2 separate regions of the Homo sapiens genome follow, and region 2 is linked to region 1. The links are chromatin loops, found by intact Hi-C in ENCODE. Cell type or tissue: Calu3. All regions are shown on one strand.

Evidence for each region. Peaks named below come from ENCODE experiments on the same cell type or tissue, not always from the same donor. Only the 100,000 strongest peaks of a DNase experiment are listed, where the experiment ranks them.
Region 2: it touches region 1 in a loop (3-fold over the local background); 2 of 110 quality-filtered maps call a loop at or near these places.

What each region holds. Positions count from the first base shown.
Region 1 is chr2:138,372,981-138,375,480 of GRCh38, reverse strand. No RefSeq gene overlaps it. Among named protein-coding and RNA genes, the nearest start is that of SPOPL-DT, 130 kb to the left of the region's middle. In Calu3, a CTCF peak has its summit at 1,322 (motif pointing right); a DNase peak (open chromatin) is centred at 1,320.
Region 2 is chr2:138,243,259-138,245,758 of GRCh38, reverse strand. No RefSeq gene overlaps it. Among named protein-coding and RNA genes, the nearest start is that of LINC01832, 140 kb to the right of the region's middle. In Calu3, no CTCF peak of the experiment used is centred here; a DNase peak (open chromatin) is centred at 1,188.

The DNA of each region.
Region 1 (2,500 bases):
ACCCAATGGTTAGGGGAGGGTTCAAAAGATTTTAATTCATGCCAATTTTTATCGTGTAAAAGGAGATGGGGAGACTTCCAGGACTGATTTGAAAAGAGTTGAAACATAATCTGAAGAATTTTTAGCTTTTGTTAAATTTAATAAGTGAATAATAATTTTGCAAGGCATAAGGTGTCCATGTTTATTAGAGCTGAAGACATTCTGGGACCTAAGATCCTCCTTCAAATCTAGAGTCTATGTATATATTACTTTTATATTTAAACATATGCAATACAAATATACCTTGGTTGGTACTCATATATATATATATATATATTTTTTGTAATATTCACCACTAAAAATTTTGTTTCTAGTCGATAAAATAGACTTCGGTATGTCAATATTTCATGGTACTCCACATTGTGTGCGATTTCCATGCAACTTATCACCTGTGTTTGAGTTGGCTTCTGTGAGTTTTCACATGATTTACCTTGGATATTGGGGTGTCATCCTGAATTTTGGGCTGGAAAGTGACTGTGGCTTAATTTCCTTATCTATAAAATGGGAATGATAATCATGCCTCCTTTATAGGGCTGTTACGAGAATTAAAGAAGGCATTGCTTATAAACTCCTTGTTACAGTGTCTAGCCATAGTAAGCATTCATTAGAGTTTAGCTATCATTAATATCTGAAGTGGTCATGGGATTATTTTGCTGGTCCTGTAGAAGAGCTATACATCCTTGGTGACATTCCTCTCTTTCAAATGGAGGGAACAACGGTGAAATATTATTGGCCTATTAACTGTAAGCATTTATTTTTGTGGATCAATTGGCATAATACTCATTAATCTATGTCACAACTGTAAAATACTCTACACACATAATATGTTGGAGTTGCAAAGTTAACAACTACTCACACCTAGAAAAAATTATCATTGTTATTTTATACACCTATTATTTTAATACCAGCTGTCAAGTTTTATTTTATGCTTTTTACTGTTTTATTCTTCTTGGTTTATTTATTTTTTATTTATTGAAATGTTTAGGGTACAAGTACAATTTTGTTACATACATAAATTGTATAATAATCAAATCAGGGCTTTTAGAATATAGATTTATTTTCAATAAAAAGCTTTTCTAACCTTGAATTTAAGATACCACTTTCTATAATTTCTTTCATGTCTGACAAGCATAGGTGTTAGTGTGGTATTTTAGTGTAGTTCAGGTTATATAGTCAATTCAGTAAAGCATCTCAGAGTTCTAAAATCATCCTTTGGGTGGCAAGCCTTGGCCAGAATGTCAGTCTAATTCTGCAATGGTTTTCCAGTTATCTTTTTTCTCTTCAGAGCCAGCAGAGGGAGCACCAGTCTCTCCCTATCTAAACAATCATAATGGCTTTTAAACATATGGTGGGCCTTTCATAATTAAATTTTTAAAAAGAGATGGAGTTTAAATGAAGATATAAAACTCAAAGTATGAATGCGCATTAATTACCTTAATAATGCTGCCAAGTTTAAACTGATTCAAAATGAAAATGCTCAAGACTACAGGTCATATGGAATGAAACTGGGAGTTATCAGGTAACTTTAACACAACCTAATTTAGAAAATACTGTCAGAAGTAGAAGAGAGTAGAAGGCTAAGAATGCCTGAAATTATTTAATAAATTTTTTTTGAGTTCTTGCTATGTTTCAGATCATGAGCTAAATTATGGCATTATAAAGATGAACCAGAGTTAGTCTGGGGAGGTAGGCAGGAAAAGGTTAGGAAAAGCCACTTGAAGAAAATAATGCCTAGTTTCTAAATAAGAGTTCTAAATAAAATGTTTGTTGAATGAATGAATGCTAATAATATGTGTATTAATAATACAAAATTATCATTTTATATGACGCTTGAAAGTTATGGTGCTTCTACATACATTACTCATTTAATTACACCTAGGACAGGTTTAAGGTCTCAGAGATGGTAAATTGCATATGTAGGTCACTAATTACAAATCAGTGAGCTTTATAGTCACTGTATCTGGTGTGTACAATTTGTCTTTTTAAAATAAAAAATATCTGCTTGCAAATAGATTCTTAGAAAATGAACATATTTCTTTAGTAATACACAATAATCTCTTTTAAACGTTATTTTTTTTCAGTTAGTGGAAAATAATTTAAAACTATTAAGTACCCATGTTTGAAAAATCAAGAAGGTTTGCCAGTGGAAATAGATCTAAATATAAAGCAAGAGTCTAGGCAAGAGTTTCCTTGATGAGATCATTAGACAAGTCTTAGTTGAAGGAAGTACAGGGTTATACTATTCAGAAGATTTCATATATTAAGGAGAAATGATCCAAGAAATTTTACTAGTGGGTCTGATAGAATGTCTAGGATAATATGTCATGTATATCTGTGCTCAAAATTTCTTTGAATTTGTCAGATTAGGCAACTCACCTAATATTCAGAACTAAATTTTGGATCAGAAAAAAAGTTATCCAAATTAACTTTGAATTCATTCAACTTTGTAGATAAACTTTAG
Region 2 (2,500 bases), 130 kb after region 1:
AAAAGATTCATTAGAAATGGCAGACAATTCACAATGAAAATAAAATAAACTTAATATAACATGCAAAACTTGTAAATGTTGAATGTTTGTTCTTATACTAATTTTAATGTTCTTTAAGAAAGTGATAGGAAACTATAGCTATAGCTAACAGAGCTAGCTAGCTGCTCCTGTGTGCTCTGTAATCTCCATCTTTTGTTTTCATTTTAGTATCTGCTGATTCACTTCTTTGTGTACTATGCTGTCCTCATACTAGGCTGTTTGTTACTTGGATACTAATTCTTTGTGTCAGAGCCCTTATGGTTATTTCAAACAGTCTCTAATGTGAATGTTCAAAGTCCACTTAAAAATAGAGTATTCTTATAAGGATTTGCCATCTCCAATGTTCTGCAAAGTGCCTACTGCTAATAGTTAGCATGACAGGTTGCTAAATTATGTTTCCACTAATGTGCCAGGGCACAGTAGATAAGAAATTCTAAAGTAAGGTGCTCAAGCAGAGTGAGCTAAAAAATCCAGAGAAACGGTTTCACATCTCTTGTAACCATCAGCCAATTTCAGAGGATAAAATATTTGGAGAGTGGCTATGGAAGGAAAATATTTAAGAGATTTATCTGGTGTAGAGCTGTTGGACTTAGCAAATAAAAATACAGGATGTCCAGTTGAAACCTCCTTTGCAAAAAATATGAGAGCAAGAGAAGTCTAGCATGTCTGACTCAATTTTGCTTCTAGCCTCATAGTCTGGCTGTCCTCGCTCATTCCTGGTTGTAGGCTAAGCTAAGTACAGGAGAAATTTAGTTTATAGTTTAACTTTGAAGCAAGGATGATAATATCCCGCCCTAAAACTGACCCCTTCCTTGTTCTAAGAATGAAACTGCCTTTGTAAAACCACAAGATTAGGATTATGGGAGAGGCCTGAATTGTGCTAAGATATAGGCAAGGTTAAATGATTACCAGCCACTGTTTCCTAGCTTGCTTTTCTATAACCCCCACTTCTCAGGAGTTATGTGGCCTGAGGTCACAAGATTTGTGTCTTTGCCAATTGCTCCTACAGATAACACCACTTATCTATATGAGGTTCTACCATCTTAGGTAGAACTTAAGATTAGTCTTTTGAGATGTTTTTCAGACTTCTGCATTCAGGCAACTGACTGACTCCACTTGGGCCTGTGACTCATGAGTCAACTGGTCCTGTGGGCCCCACCCAGAGGCTGACTTGGGACATGAGGACTATTTTTCACATTCCTATGATTTCATCCCCAAATGATCAGCAGCACCCATTCCCCAGCCCCCTGCCTACCACATTATCCATAAAAACCCTAGCCTCTGAGTTCTAAGGGAGGCTAATTTGAGTAATAAATAAATCCACTTTCCTAACCCTGTGTTAATTAAACACTTTCTCTACTGCAATACTGCCATGTTTCAGTATATTGATTTTATCCATGCATCAGGCAAGAAGAACCTGTTGGGTGATTACACAGTTACATTGAATTTCAGATTATGGTACAGAAAGAAGTATATTTAGTGTTTGTCTCTGGTTCCTACCACAGAGTTCCTAAAATTCTTGGATTTTCTTGAGTGATTGGAATGTTTTTTGTTATTCTAAAAAAGTCTCTTTTGATCACATTTTAGTTTGTCTAAAAATGTAATGGAGGTAGAGTCTCTAGCCTCAAGACGGGGCTGGTCACCAGGAAGATAAAGTGATTAGAAGGCTGAAACTTTGAATCCCACCCCTGGACCTCCTGGAAGTTGGGGGGAGAAGGATGATTAAATGCTATAAAAACTTTTGAGTTGCTGAGTTTTGGGGTTGGTGAACACATCCAGATGCTCTGAGGATTGCAAACCCGGAAAGTATGGAAGCTCTGTGCACCTCCCAGCTCGCCCAGTACCTTGCCCCATGCCTCTCTTTCATTTCGCTGTTCCTGAGATGTATCCTTTATAATAAGCTAGTAAAAGTAAGTATTAAATTAAGCTTAGCCTAAAGCTGCCTCCTTGCAAATTTTAAGTTTGGCCCAAAGGTTTCTCCATATGTCATGAACTGTAACCTAACTGATATGTAAACATTCTGTAACCTACTCCTGTGACAATCACTGAGCTTCAGCTAATCAAGAGTGGGTGACTGTTCAAACTAGGCTCAAATAAAGCATATACCAAGCTGTAACCAATCTAGCTGTTTCTGTAACTCACTTTTGTTTTCTGTATGTCACTTTCTTTTTTCTGTCCATAAATCCTCTCCTATCATGCAACAGCAGCAGAGTCTCTCTGAACCTATTCTTGGTCAAAGGCTGCTTGATTTGCAGATTTTTCTTTTCTCAGTTAAACATTGTGAAATTTAATTTGTCTAAGGTTTCTCTTTTAACATAAGTCAACTGTTTTCCTGAGTTCTTTCTTGCAAATTATTGAACCTGAGGAGGTGGCAATAGGAACCTCTAATTTATAGTCATTCAGTCAGAAGTACAGAAAACCTGGGACTTGCGGCTGGTTTCTGAAGTGGGGGCAGCCTTGT